Linked DNA regions of Mus musculus: region 2 is linked to region 1. A link is a loop called in an ENCODE intact Hi-C map of the cell type or tissue named here. Cell type or tissue: left cerebral cortex. All regions are shown on one strand.

The links. Hi-C counts contacts between places; a loop is a spot of excess contacts. Peaks named below come from ENCODE experiments on the same cell type or tissue, not always from the same donor. Only the 100,000 strongest peaks of a DNase experiment are listed, where the experiment ranks them.
Region 2: it touches region 1 in a loop (2.3-fold over the local background); 2 of 42 quality-filtered maps call a loop at or near these places.

The regions. Positions count from the first base shown.
Region 1 is chr4:40,296,443-40,304,442 of GRCm38, forward strand. No RefSeq gene overlaps it. Among named protein-coding and RNA genes, the nearest start is that of 4930509K18Rik, 13 kb to the right of the region's middle. In left cerebral cortex, CTCF peaks have their summits at 1,118 and 4,847 (motif pointing right); DNase peaks (open chromatin) are centred at 2,482, 3,578, 4,854, 5,130 and 2 more places; H3K4me3 peaks cover 264 bases.
Region 2 is chr4:40,360,169-40,368,168 of GRCm38, forward strand. No RefSeq gene overlaps it. Among named protein-coding and RNA genes, the nearest start is that of 4930509K18Rik, 51 kb to the left of the region's middle. In left cerebral cortex, no CTCF peak of the experiment used is centred here; DNase peaks (open chromatin) are centred at 3,276, 3,946 and 4,237; H3K27ac peaks cover 610 bases.

The DNA.
Region 1 (8,000 bases):
CCAGAAAATAGTGTCAGATTCCCTAGAATTGATGGTTGTGAGCCACCTTGTGGATGCTGGCAATGGAACCAGGGTCCTCTGAAAGCAGCGTGCTCTTAACCACTGAGCCATCTCTCCAGTCTTTTGATTTGGGCCATTTGTTGAGATAGTCTCCCTAAATTTCGCACTGACCTCAAGATCCCAAGCTTAAAAGACTTTCTACCTCAGCTTCCTGAGTTACAGGATTGCAGGCACATGCTGTGTGCCACCTGGGCTCTTTATTTCTTTTATTAGATGAAAATATGAAGAAGCCAAATGCCTGCACATTTTCTAGAGCTTTTGGGTATGATTGAGTATAAATGCCAGGTCAGGGACTTTACATAACTGAAAAGCAGGAGCCACAGGTCAGCCCGAACCACATATGATCTAATGGAGCAGACTTACTTCAATAGTCTTTGCTGTGGCTGGGACTCAGCACAGTCCATCTCAGAGGAAGTCAGTGCTTCACTGACCTGTGTCTTTCACTCCTATAGCACCAGAAACAAAGGCTCACTTTTATTTTATTTTTATTTTATGTGTATGGATGGAGTGTCTGCATGTACTTCCTTGTACCACATATGTGTAGTGCCCTTAGATGCCAGAAGAGGGTATCAGACACCCTGGAGTTACTGATGGCGTGTGAACTACCATGTGTGCTGCAAATCAGACCTGGTCCTCTGGCAGAGCAACCAGTGCTCATAACTGCTGAATAATCTCTCCGGCCCCCTGAGGATCACTTTTGACTGGGCTCCTCCTCACAGACTCTACTCTTGAGAAGCAACACACAAATGTAGGGCTCACTTGGTCTATCCCATTCACAGATGAAATGTCTCAATATCAAAACCCCCCAAATTCTCACGGCCAGTAGGACTTTCTATGATTTTTTTTTTTTTAAGATTTATGTATTGTATGTATGTGAGTACACTGTCACTGTCTTCAGACCCACTAGAAGAGAGCATCAGATCCCATTACAGATGGTTATGAGCCACTTTATGGTTGCTGGGAATTGAACTTAGGACCTCTGGAAGAGCAGTCAGTGCTGTTAGCAACTGAGCCATCTCTCAAGCCCCTCTGATTTTTTTATTTTTAAAAAAATTTTTGTTAAGATTTATTTATTATTATATACACTGTAGCTGTCTTCAGATGCACCAGTAGAGGGCGTCAGATCCCATTACAGATAGTTGTGAGCCACCATGTGGTTGCTGGGATTTGAACTCAGGACCTGAGTCATCTGAGCCATCTCTCCAGCCCTATTTTTTAAATCTTAAACAGTATGTCCTAACCATGATCCAAGTACATCCCACCATGCTTCTCTATGTCAGCTTGATTCTTACCACAAATGACTGTCAGCATTGTCCTTGCAACTGGTTAACTAGAATCGTGTTCACTGAGTTTTCTCCGAGTTTTCTTCTCTCCTGTGCTGTCAGTTCAGTCATCTTCTCATTCAATAGTCATTTTACATGGAGTTTCAGATGTGATAGACAGGTAAATGCACATGGCTGGGTGCATGGGTGGGGCTTCCATTTGGGTTTGTTGTTCTGTTTTCAAGAGGGTTTTTGTCATAGAATCCAGGCTGGCCCAGGACTCGGGTTCTCTCACCTCAGTCTCCCAAGTGCTAAGATTACCATTCTCTCTCTCTCTCTCTCTCTCTCTCTCTCTCTCTCTCTGTGTGTGTGTGTGTGTCTCTTTCACACAGAGAGAGACAGAGAGACAGAGAGAGACAGAGTGTATTAGTCAGGGTTTTCTAGAGTCACAGAACTTATGGGTAGTCTCTATATAGTAAGGGAATTTGTTGATGACTTACAGTCTGTAGTCCAACTCCCCAACAATGGTCAGCAGCTATGAGTGGAAGTCCAAGGATCTAGCAGTTGCTCAGTCCCACAAGGCAAGCAGGCGAAGAAGAGAGAATCTTCCTTTTTCCAATGTCTTCCTTCTTCCAATGTTTTTATGTAGGTCTCCAGCAGAAAGTGTGGCCCTGATTAAAGGTGTGTGCCACCACGCCTGGATCTGGGACTTGCTTCTGGGACACACACATACACACACACAGACAAGAGACAGAGAGAGAGAGAGAGAGAGAGAGAGAGAGAGAGAGAGAGAGCCTAGAGTCCTGGCAAATGTTCTATCACTGGATTTTATCTCCCTCCCTCTTTTTACTTTTCATTTTGAGACAATCTTTCACTAAGCTCTTCAGGCTGGCCCCAAAGTCACTCTAAAATAGCTAGAGTAACCCTGAACCTGTGATCCTCCTGACTCAGTCCCAAGTACGTAGGATAAGACCTAGATCCAGCAGGTCTACTTATCGACTCCCCCCCCCCCACCTCCACACACATTATTTTATTACTTTCCAGGGAGGAGACATTGTCCTTATTCTTCCGATACCGACTTAAATGACTCACAGTCCACCCCCCTCAAGAATGTAGATTTTGAGTGGGAGCCTTGTAAGTACTTGCGATGAGCAGGAGTACCAGAGCTATATACCCCATACTGGGGCTGCACAAGGAGTCGAGGTTAGCTACACAGGAGAGGGATTCACAGTGAAATGGCAATATAAAGCAAGTAAAGACAGAGAAAGATCTAGAGCAGTGCTTCCCAACCTGTGGATCGTGACCTCTTGGCAAACCTCTGTCTCCAAAAACATTTACATTACTATTCATAACAGTAGCAAAATTACAGTTATAAAGTAGCAGCAAAAATAATTTTATGGTTGGGGTTGCCCCAACCTGAGGAACTGTATTAAAGGGTCACAGCATTAGGAAGGGTGAGAACCACACTGACCACACTAATAAGGTTCTTTTATCAACAGTCTGACAAGAAGAAAGGACACACAAGGACACGGTACAGAGAGGCACTTCCCCTAATCTCCGATTGTTTCTATTTAGGAGCAGGGTGTGCGGTCATATCTCCTCCCATCTTGAGTGTGCTTTGGGGCAGAACTGAAGATAGCAGCTATCAGCTCAGGGTTTGGCTAGATCCAGCGTGTCTGCCTACTTAACTGATCTGGAGCTCTAACTCAGCTTTAAATTCAATTCTCAGTGATGGTTTTCAGAGCTCTTGTTATCCTGCCTCCATCTTGGCTAAACTTTTCAATTCTTCCCTCCCCTCCCGCCATGAAGCCAATGGCTCATTCCCCCTCCTCCTGTGACCAGGCTTGCTTGCCTTTCTTTCTTCAAAAAACAACTTTATGCCAATTCTTCCTCTGCAGACTCTGGCCTCTGTAGCCCACGAGTTTCTTCTTCCTCTGTTCATCCAAGGGCTTCCTTGGGTGTTGAATGTGTGCTGAGTGGGGCCCCACAAATAGCTCAGTTGAGAACTCTTTACTAATGTCACATGTTGTGTACCCTGCCTATAATGGAAATAAACACACATCATATATTCCGGACCATCTTGGAATGGAGGTTATTAAGAACTTTAATTAGTGTGGAAGCAGGATTGACAGCATGAGGTGTCACAGTGTCTTGAAAGAAGGCGCGACGGCGCTGTGAAAGCTGACAGGCCCCTTCCTAAATACCCTACAGCGCAGGCGCCTCACCGGAACTCCTCATGACTAAAGCTGCAGGAAGCGTTTCTACACAAGATTCATCATCTCCATCACAGCCTGATTATCCGGCTCCCAAACTCACACTGCCAGAGTGCGTTTTGTGGTTATGCTTTTCAGCTGTGTTGCTGATGTTTTTGATGTTTATCAACTGCGTGCTTACTCTGAGACCTGCACAAATGCGTCAGAAAACCCAGGCATCTTTCTGAAGGAAAGGTCTGTTCTCTCAGATACGCCTCTCCTTTAGCTTCCATTTTCCTCTCTTCCATATTCATTCATCAGTGCAGTTAACAAGTAAACGCCAAACCTCTAGCTTATGGCAAGAAAGTGGGTTCTGTGTCCACATCACAGTCCCTTGAAGGTCATAGGGCTAGAATAGGAGGGTAGTAGGCTGTGTGTGGACAGTTAAAGCTCCTAAGGTCTGTCTGACTGGATAATGACAGTTATCAGACAGGGATTTGGGGAAGGTGAGGAAAATATGGAGGATATTTTAGAAGCCAGGTTCCACGTTATCCAAATTCAACCCCAGATCCCTGCATAAGCTGCAGGAGAATCTGGCAAATGGAATTTAGCTTTTTCCCAGTGGGAATATAAAATGAATTTGGAGAAGAAATTCTCTACATCCACTGGCTGTTCCCCCACCCCACCCCATCCCCGCCCCCGTCCCCTGACCCCGTATACACATTTTGACACTCCCTGTGATGCTAATAATGTGTGGTGTTGTGTGAGCTCAGTTGCCTCTCTAACAAGCATATGTACCTTGCGTCACTTCCCATTCTGTGAAAACTGAACCTTACCTTATACATAATGTCTTAATTCTCCGGGAAGACTTCACGGCGGGGGGGCGGGGGGGGGCGAGGGGCAGTGTGAAAGACGTCAGCGGGAAAAAAAAAACAGTTATCCATGGGACATGAAATCAGTAAATAACTGAACTTTTGAGAAGCTGGTTGAGTATATATCTGCGTTCAAATTAATCAGTGCAGGAATTGAAACTGGGATGCATTTATCAGTAGGCTGAATGACATCTGGAACAATTAATTTGCTACCATCCCCCGAGGAATCTAAACCAAGACCTTGGACGGGCTAAACACTTGCTGTTCCCCTAAGCTACATCCCCAAAACCCCCAATCCTTTTATTTATTTGTTTTGAAACACAGAGTCTGGCTGTGCAGTCTCTCCTCCTGCCTCAGCCTCGGGAGGCCTGGGATTACACGTGCTGTCACACCCAGCTAAACTTGGTATTCAAAGAATCACGGATAGGGCGCTGCGGTGCGGTTATAGTTAGAGAACTCCACTAGGTGGCGCTGTTTAAAAGCGTCCCAAATTCCAGGGAGCGGTAAAGCTTTCTGACGAAAGGCAACCCCACTTCCTGCCTTTTTGAGAATTTAGGGCGCTTCGTTACCAATTGTAGCTGGTTTTCCTAAAACACCATTGATGTGGTAAATGTAATATTTTAGCATGACATGGAAAATGTTTTAGTAAAATAATTCAGCCTAAAGTTTTCTTAAAAGAAGAAATCATTAAACAAACCATTTAAAATGAAAAAAAAAACCTGTCCCGAAATGACAGCCTGTCGCCCAAAGTGCAGAGTCAGCAGCAGGGACTCAGAAGGCAGCCCAAGCTGGAAATTTCCCTTGCTCAAAGTGGATTTTAAAGCCAACACAGATTCTACTCCGTTTTTTTCTAAGCTCTATTTTGAGATAACATATTTTGAAATTCCTAAGGTAATCTGCTAAGTTATATGGATTCTGTCAACTCCAAATAAGTCCAAATCGCCCAATTAATTCTCCCTGTAACTAAAATGTAATTATTATAAAAGCATCAAACCCAGAATTTAATAAGTGTTGCCTCATTTGCTATCATAAGGAAAACCCACAGCTGCTGATGAGACAGAACAGGGACGAGTCGTCCCTCCGTCTATGCAGCCATTCATATAGGTGTCCTGGGTCCCAGGTGTTGGCTCATATCAGGAACAGGGGGATTTGAACTGGGGAGATGGCTCAGTGATGACTCATTTGCCAGAGTTTGTGTCTTTAGAACCCAAAGACAAAGCCCAGCAACCGTAGTGCCTGAAGGCAATCCTAACACTCAGATGTCAGAGACCGCATCCTCTGCTGGCTAGCTAAGCCTAGTCCGCACTCGTTCTCCGGACAGCACATACACAAAGCATTTGCCTGCAGATGTACGAGGGCTTTCATCTGGTAACGCAGGCAGAAAATTGACAAACTGGAGAATGGGCCCATCTTATGTTCTTACTCCAATCCTTGGCTTGCTCCAGGGAGACCAGGGATGCAGCTCCTGCCGTTTCTGCTCCCACTATCCCACAGGGAAATTGACAGTAACGTTGGTTTGCTCCGGGCAATGATGGAGGTTCACACAAGAGCACCTACGCCTACCATCCACCCCCCCCCCCCCCCAGGATCCTTCATATACTTAAATGGAACTCTACATTCAACGTCACTTAGCAGTTCCAAAATTTCAACAACTGTTAACTGAGAAATCGGAACACTGCATTCTGGTTAGTACCAAAGCCGTGTAAATGACCTTGGATAGTTTACAGAGAACACCTTCTATTCTTGTTTTTTACAAAACCATGGGAGCCACGTGTTTCCTATCCAGGGACACTTAAGTCCAAAAAACAGTTGCATAATCTTCTTGTGTTCTTGCCTGCGTCAGGAGTTAGAGTAAGGGGTTCAGAGTCAAGAAATTAGGGTTGGCTCCGCTGATGGGTAAGTTATCCCACCACCGGCCATGAGGAAGGACTAGATTTAGCTTTCCTTTTTAAAGAACTAGAAACAGAGCAAAATACATGGAACAATGGCTTAAAGACACCAGATACTAGGCAACGTGGGTTCATGATACAGGATAGAAATGAGAGACAGGAAATGGGGCCCCAGCTACCTTGATTTGGCACTGGAGGGAGTTTCTAGACTTCTGAGCCAAGCAAAACCGAGTCATCGAGTTTAAGAGACTGTGACTGAGGTTTGAGGAGATGATGACAGCTTGAGTCCCTCTCAGACAGGAAAGGTTACATGGAGCTCAAGTTATCAACTGAAAAATGACCTGAGTGAATAGGAGGGGAAACTTCTGTAACCAGAGAAATTCCAAGACATCAGTACCAAGCCTGTGCCAGGCATGTGAAAGAGGAAGAAAATGGCACCTGTACCTAAGAAACCAATCAATAGCCATAAAGCAAAGTGATAGATGATGGAATTATTGATAAAATATTCAAAACCTAAAGACACAAATCTGTGAGCTAAAAATACTGGTAGAGTCAAATATAAAACAACAATGGATGTTATTCGTTCAATTCATTGTTCATGAATTGTTCAATGAGGAATGAATGACTGACCTTCAAGTCTCATCCAGATCTAAGAGTCTACTATTGTTCCGGAAATTCTGGAAGTATACAGATTGTTGTTTTGCTTCCGTTGAAACAAATTAATCCAAATATTATTAACAATATCATAAATATTATATTATTATTGTTGTGTCAAGAAAGCGTTGTCAATAGCCCTGGTGTAAACATGTAAGAGGTGGTAATGATGCCTATTGTGTGGCTAGTTCCTATTGTGTGGCTAGTTCCTATCGTGTGGCTAGTTCCTATTGTGTGGCTAGTTCCTCCTGATGGAAACATCCCCTCCTGGACCTAAGGACGGAGACCTGTGGAACTCACATGAAAGTTAAAGGACCTCAGGAGGAAGTTACAAATCAGGAGGCTGGGGGTCCCAGGGGCAGAAGCTGTTGCTGAAGCAGAGGAGCATCATTGGAGGAGCTGCCTGCAAATTGGGCATGACCCGGAGTAATGCAACCTTCTCGAGCAGACCCTATGCCGAGGTTGAGCTTCCTGGTGATGTAACTGCCCCAGTCAGACAGGTTCCTGTAAGCAATCCAACTAAACTCACTGCTTCACCAAGCTAGAGAGGTGGGGTCCTGGCCGGTATGTTACTGTTTTGTTAACTTGATGCAAGCTAGAGTTATGTGAAAAGAGGAATCTCGGTTGAGGAAATCCCTTTATTAGATTCCTTGTAGGCAACTAACTCCATCTGGGAACTCTTTCTGTTTGTTTGATTGATGTGGGAGGGCTCAGCTAACTGTGGGAGGTGCTGACTTGTGTAAGAAAGTAGGCTGAACACGCCAGTTAGCAGTTGTCCTCCATTGCCTTGTTGCTACATCATAATTGTAATTTTGCTACTGTTATGAACCATAACGTAAATATCTGATATGCAGGATACCTGATATCCTATGAAAGGATTGGTTGTCGCCTAAAGGGGTCACAACCTGTAGTGGAGAACTTCTGATCTAAGTGTCAGTGGGGAGGCGCTAAGAGCATAGTTTGTATATATCATTTGAGCCCTAAGTAAGCCCAGCCTAGTCAACTGTCCTTACTATCCGGTGAGTGGGATGTCTTGGGTGCTCATGGGGAAACAGCCTGAACTACCAGGCA
Region 2 (8,000 bases), 64 kb after region 1:
GGCAATTGAATGAGACTCTTAAGCAGCTTGGTCTTATCGACTAGTAAAAACCTTTTTGTGTAATTTTCTTTGCAAACAGGGCTAGTCAATCAATTCTCTATAGTCCTATTAGCATTTCTACCAAACCCATGCACTTAAAAAGCACTTACTTTAGCCAAATGTAGAGTCACAAATATAATACCTGCTTTTGTACTAAGCTGTGTTCAGATTATAGACACCCTTAAGTTTCAACATCTCTCCAAAAACACAGCTGAAGCAACCTCATATAGAATGAAGGTGACCTGCACTTCACTTATGTGTGGACATCTAGCACATGTGTCTAAGGTCACAGTGTTGTACACAGTCTCCCTGGTATCACCCATCATCCCATGAGTCACTTTATTACCAGTAGTCATTTGTCATTTGATCTCGGTTGATGTGAATTGTCTTCTCAGCTTTATAGGTGATATGTTCCCTATAATCAATATAACTTTAGGGAAGAGGACAAAGGCAAGGAGAGCAGATTTACACAGAGCCTGCTTAGGATCATATTGATAACCACTGCTGGAATAAGAAACAATTTTCTCCAAAGAGTTTAAAAAATAAACATAACGATAGCAATAATAGTATTAGTGTGCATATGAATAGTCAAACAGTGATAAACTACTCTTAAGGTATGACCTTCATATTCAATTTTCAACATAAAGAGAAGATTGTCATATGGAAAAGAGACAAAGAAAAAGCTATTACAAAGTAACAATTTGTCGAACATTTATAGTTTTAGGTATGATAGTTTTTTGTGTGTTACTGAGTACCAAGCCTCAAATACCTAACCTATTTGGTATTATGATCTGGTCTGCTCTTAGAATCTCCCCTTCTCCGATTTCCAAGCTATATTAAGCTGACTCATAAGTTGATCTCCAGATAAACCCTCTCTGTGGAGTGTCAGACTCTCATGTGAAATTGTACACCTGTTTTAAATCCTACGTGTTTTCATTTCACTTCTGTTGCCATGATAAAAGCACCCTGGCCAAAAAGAAAAAAAGAAAAAAAAAAGCAACCTAGAAAAGAAAGGGGTTTATTTCATCTTAGAATTTCAGCAGAGTCTATCATTGTTAAGAAAGTCAAGGAAGGAACTACAGCCAGGCACAGTCAAAATCAGGGAAATAAGCACATACATGTCTGCCTGCTTTCTTGCTTGCTTGCCCATAGCTAGACTTCTCTACTCTTATACAGTTCAGGACCCCTTGCCTAGGGAATGGTTCTTCCCACAGTAGGCTGGATCTTCCCACATTAATTAAAATTTTAAAAATCTCTCTAGGAGGTAGTGAACTGGTTCCATGGTTAAAAGCACTTGCTGCTCTTCCAGAAGACCCTGATTTGACTCCCAGCACTTACATGACTGCTAATATCTAATTCCAGTTCCAAGGAATTCTATGCTCTCTTTGGACCTCCTTAGATACAATACAGTCTGTGCATTTGGTGCACAGACATACATGCAGGCAAAACATTCAGACATATGAAGTAAAATTAGACAAAAATACTCCTAGATATGCCTACAGGCCAACCCAATACAGACAGTTCCTGGCTGGGATTATCTTCTTGGGTAATCCTAGATTGTGTCCAACTGGCAATCACAGCTGACACCAAATGGGTCAAATAGGTCTCATTGATTTGTCCTTCCTTAGTTACTTTCTGTTGCTATCATCAAATACCATGATCAAGGCAAGTTATAGAAGAGAGGGTTAATTTGGGCTTATGCTTCCAGAGGGAGAGTTCAGAATGATGGGGGAGCCATGGCAGCGGGCAGCTGGGTCAGAGAGCTTAAAGATTACCTCTTCAACAGCAAACACAAAGCAGAGAGCAAACTAGAAGTGAGGTGAGGATATGAACTTTCAAAGCCCACTCCCATATTTCCTCCAGCAAGGCCCCTACCTCCTAAAGGTTCTACAACTCCCCTTCCCCCTCAAAACAACATCACAAACCAGGGATCAAGCTTTGGCATGTGCAAGACTATGGGGGACAAGCCTCACTCAAACCGCCATGCCCAGTCATCAAGCAAAGGCTGGCAGTCATCCTCTGGGTTTCTTCTCAGTGCCCTCCTTTCTGACTTACTGAAAGAACCCATTCTCTGTTTTCCTGTTTCCCACCTCAGCCTGGAGAAACCCTGTGTACATACTGGAATTCTGCAGTTTTTCTCCCTCTGATCTTCTGCAATGATGTCCATTCATTAGATGGAGACACTAGGCTGGAAGGAATGAGCTCAGCTCTACTGGAAGGGCTCAAGAGCCAAGGTGATCTCTTTTCTCCAATATTTGGGTGAAACAAGGGGGTTTTGCAAAGTACAGTCATCTTGAATTTGCTGCTTTAGTGAAAAAAATAAGATATGAACATGTGCATATTCAAGGGAGAGGCTGGGGAAACAAACACTCAAATGAGGCCAGGAGAAGGGATACAATGTATCAGGCTGATCCCAGGTGTTTGTTGGCCAACCAGTATAGTAAGCTCTTGGTTCACAGAGAAATAGTCTCGGAAAAGTAAATGGGAGAAACTAAGGAAGGCACAGATGCTTCCCTCTGGCCTGTGTACATGCACACTTCAGGGGAAGGCTGGGCTATGCAAGTTCTCACAGTGAAGGCAATTGTGGGAGCTTCCCATGTTCCTCTAATATGCCAGTCTCATTGACTTCAGTTTTCTCTGAAACAGAGGGACTTGGAACTCTGAAGTCTTGTCTGCATGTTCCTAGTGAGGCATGCTGATGAAGCCAGGGGCAAGCATACACCTGTCACCCCTTGCCAGTCCTAGACCATGTGTGTAGATGATCATCTATCTCATCACTCACAGCCCTGTGTTTGTGTTATCATGATGTAACTCCCCAGTTCTGCCCATCTGGGAAGTTTTGAAGAGAAAAGGCCCCAAGGACTACAATATTTGTGACACTACTCATGTTAATCAGACTCAACCTTTTTTTTTTTTTAAACGTCAGATAAAATAAATGGGGAACAAAATGAAAATAAATATACCCATGATTCAGTCCTTTTGCGTCACTGGTCTTTAACTGGTGTGTTGGGGTGTGAATTCTTCTTTGAGAATTCAATGGAAAATGCAGCTTTTTTTTTCTTGGAAAATGCGCATACACTACACTAAACATGCGCACGCACACACGCACGCGCGCGTGCGCGCGTGCACGCGCGCGCACACACACACACACACACACACACACACTTTATGCATATTTTCAGGGTTTCACACATCCCTATTTCAGGCCTGTCTATGTATGGCCACTGACTAAACAGGGAGTTGCATTTTATTGAAGCAGTTTCGGGGAGGATTTTTATAATCAGATAAAAGTAAGAAGGATGCCAACCCTCCAAATCACTCAGCCTTTCAACCAGGCTGCTTTCCCACTTACAGAGATCTCTTGTGTGAAGTTCTGGGGGTGGGAGTGGGTGGAGGCTCCCTCAGCTCATCAAAAAATACTATTTCTTGATTAAGTCAATGTTTATCCAACAAAAAGCAAAGAAGAATGTGGACTGTTACCTATGTTGCCGGGGGCTGCAGGACTGGCTATCCCAAGCTCAGGCCGGGCTTCAACTGTCCACTGTGGTTTTACTTTCCACTTAACAAAGAGATTCCTAATGCAGAAAACCCAGGTAGGAAGTCAGATAGAGGACAGTAAGTGTTTCCAAGATGCTACTTTCCTGAAGACACAAACACAAGCTGCTCTGCCTTGGCCAGGCTTTGAGTCAAAGGTTGTGCCTGAGAGAATAGGGGACAAAAAAAAAATCTTGAAGGACTTCAGTGATCCCTAGAAACTGGCCTCAGGGGAGCCTGAGAAAGTGGGACTGTGCCAAGTGGTTAAGGACTTCATGAACATTCCTTGAGCACAGCACTTCACATTGCTCAGCAAAACCCATGTTCTCAAAGATGGGGAGTGCTGGGTCAGCATCTGGCTCTCTGATTTAACACCTCCCAATTCTCTGTTACTAATATGGGATCCAGTTCCTCAGCTCCCTCACAAATGCCCCCTCATGGTACCTTCAATACTATGCTTACCTCTGAATTTCCCTACAACCGCAGAACTTTCCAAGAATTATGAGGAGTCAATTCTTTTACTTCCTTCTAACCCCAAACCATAAGAAAATATTTTGGATGTGATAACATCTAGATAGACATAAGTATCAACTTCTCCAAAGGGAGGGAAATTCCAAGTTCGTTTCATATTATTTCTGTAGCATCACAGAAAACAAAATGTTGGCAGAATTCTACAAGGGAGAGGAAGAATTTCAGTGGCTTTACATAATTCTGTTACATCATCACTTCCTAAACTTACGAGTTGTTGAAACATATTGCAAAATGTCACCAGTCATCTCCCTGTCTTATATATTAAGGAGAAAAGAGAATTTCCTAAGTTCCTGGAGATAAAGTAGAAGAGAAAAGGGAACCGTGTAAGACAGACAAGTGTCACATAAGAGAAATTGTGAATGCTTGCCTATGCCAAAAACTGTTAAATGCAGGGGCAGCTTTGACAATATATTTTAGTGAGTGTTTTGTTTGTTTGTTTTTTTTAAGAACAAACTTTTTTAGTGCACATTATTGAGTTGTCTTAAGATGCTCAATGTATTGTATAGACACTTTCCGAGCAAGAGTAGGGCCTTTATATTCATAGTTCTAGCTGCCTGGAATTCCCCATCGTATATGAATGTCAAGATGTGTGTGTGTGTGCCTGCCTGTCTGTGTAAGGACATACACATGTATGCATGTGCATGCATATACACACATGGTTGATAGCTTCTTCTGGTGTCTTCCTTCCTTCCTTCCTTCCTTCCTTTCTTTCTTTCTTTCTTTCTTTCTTTCCTTTCTTTTCTTCCTTTCCTTTCTTTTTCTTTCTTTCTTCTTCTTTTTTTTTTTTTTTAAATCAGATCGGACAAGGGATTATACAGTCCACTTTGGTGGAGAAGAGACAAAATGCCTGGCTTTGACTTCTGTTCCAATAGTTATCACCTGTGCCATCTCAGGTGCAAGTGGTATCTCCAGGATAGGCTTGAATAAGGCAGATGTGGAGTGTCTCCTTCAAGAGCCAGATGTGCAGCAGATCCTTAGTGCATATCTGATGAAGAAAGAGGCCCACTTCCATGTGCTTTACTTCCACCACAGGCCTCCGTTCTTCTCTCAGATGAGTCTCGATGGTCATGCATACTTCTATCACAGACTGGGGTCACACTTTGAACAGGAAGATGGCCCACCACATGATACTGCTCTCTACTGATTGTTATTTAGTTTTTAAAAAAATTTTTATACCTCTGCTTGCTGGCTAAATAACACTAAATCCCACCCCTGGAATTACAACAACCCCTATACACACCTCCTTCTCAAACTGTGTGCCTGAGGAGCCAGTGTGTCTTAGCCCTATGTGACCACAGCAGATGTCTCACCAGAGTCAATCATGGAGTTTTACCTTAAAGCTCAGATTAGAGTGGCCATCTCAAACAGATGGCTTGAGCCTTTGTATTAATTAGCCAAAGGGAAACCATGCTATAATATTCTATTGGCTGACTTGTGGGAAGGGGATAACACTTTCAACGTGTCTCTTTAAAACCTTCCTAGGGCTAGTGTGAAGGGAAGGGCAGGAGGGCAGAGAGGGGACAGAGACTTTGACTGTGGAAAGCTGTAAGTTCCCTGACAGCTTGATGCATTTCTAGAGTGGAAAGTGCTGAGGAGGCTCTTTCTCAATTAGGGCATTTTGTGGGCTTCCTTGTCACACTGAGTGTTCTTTCTGAGCCTCTGTCTTTATTCACTCTTCTCTCTAACACACTTATGTCTGGGTTCACACTCTTAATAAATGCCCTGTTGTCAGGGTTTCTAGGAAAACAAAAAAAGAAAACAAACAACTGAACACAAACTGTTAAGATGTCCCCGGGAGAAAGAGGGGACTCAAACTATATGCAGGGAACGCTGGAAAACCCCACCAGCATTTCCAGTGTCTCTGCAGCTCTGCATCCCTGAGGATATCACTATCCTTAAAGAAACATTAGTGTGCATAGCTAATGAGACCCTCCAGTGGCTGGAACTAGAGAGACTCCACAGGAAGTCTCCTTTTGCTCACTTAGCAGGAACACCTGGTCCTGGTCCACCCAGCCAACATCCTCCCCCGACTCTAGTCAAGGTGGCACTGACTTCTCAACCCTGCCTAGTGAGGGCTTTTGCATAAAGAGACACCCCAGGGGAATATCTTTGGTGGGACTTTGATCCCCTCTGGGGAACACAGTGTCAGAATTTTATCCTTGAGGTCAACTTAGAGTTCAAGTGTTCTCTGAGACCCCAAAAGAGACAGGAAGGGAAGAAATACCTCAGATTTTAGGGGCAGGACATATGACAATCAGCAGGTGTCTTAGTTAGGGTTTTCCATCACTGTGAAGAGACACCATGACCAAGGGAACACTTACAAAAGAAAACATTTAATTGGGTCTGGCTTACAGTTTCAGAGGTTCAGTCCATTTTCATCATGACAAGAAACATGATCTTGTCATGCAGTATATTCAAAGGCAGTAGCAGAAGACTTTCTTCTGAAGGCAACCAGGAGGAGTGTCTCTTTTGCACTGGGTGGAGCTTGACCTTAGGAGCCTCAAAGCCCACCACCATAGTGAGATACTTCCTCCAACAAAGTCACATCTAATAGTGCCACTCCCTGGGTCAAGTGTATTCAAACCACCACAACATGGGAACCCCCCCCCCCCCCACTTAAGCTACTTAAGCATATTGACTTTCACAGGCTGAGAACATTCCATTGACATCACAGAAACCATTACCGTGATATATGGGCAAGCTCAGTCTGAACTCAGTGAGAAGCTCTGTAGCACCCATCTATCTACCTGTACAGCCACACTTCTCAGATAATGCTAAATGACCCCCTTCCTCATGACAATGCCATTTTTATTTCCAGAAAACACACATCTGTGATCTGTCTACCTTGAGGTCTAGTTAACACTTTGTCTTTGGAGTCAATATTGAACTGTCTATCTATAGTTTAAAAGTTGAGTATGGATGTTGGGCAAGTCACTTAATCTCTTGAGTCATAATGACATCAGCATACTATCAACTCTCTTGCTAAGTAGTATGAATAGTAGAGTTAATGTCTGAAAAATACCTGCAGTATAAGAGGTATTGGATTGGTGGTGGGTGGAAGTAATCACAGCGGGCTGTCGTGACACAATATTATGATGAAAACATCTCTTACATCCTAACTTTTTCATCCAAAGTTAATAACACACCCCAGGATCACTTGCAACTGCTCTGTGTTGGATATGGTGATATATATCTTTAAGCCCAGTATTCTGGAGGCAGAGGCAGGAGGATCTCTCTGCATCAGTGGCTTTCAGATGATGCAGGAATTCCTAGAGCTCTTGCATGAAGTTCCAGGACAATTCAAAACAGTGAAACACCGTATTTGATTTACTAATCTCAGAGACCTGAAGGGTACAGCTGGAACTCACAAGCTAGGGAAGCGTGCTCACAATGGGAGCGAGACAGGTTCTTCATACACAGGGTGGTCCTTACTCATGCTGGAGTCTGCTCCTTAAACCGGGACAAACACAATACCCCTGCCTCAAACAGTTCCTGTCTCTCAGCTGACTCATCACAACCACCTGAAATCTCCATTTTAAACAGTTTTGGACTTTCTTGTCCTCTCAATCTGACAATTGTAGGCTAAAATGCCTTCTCCTATTACCTTAGTAATTCTGCATTTTCTTATCACCTTGTTTGTTTATCTGTCTGGATCCTCGTAGTGACCAAACAGCAAGCTATGGAACAGTATGTTAAATGAAAATTTGGCTGAGGTTCAAAGACAACGAGAAGTACATTTCAAAGGAGGTACCATATCAGATGTGGAACCTTGAGATGTTCCTCCTCAATGGAAGTAAAACAGCAGTATCTGAAGGGTGACTGAGGATTGCATGGCCCCACTCCCCAAAGAGAAGTATGGGGTCCCATCCTGGATCTTTGTGACAAGCAAGTCTCCA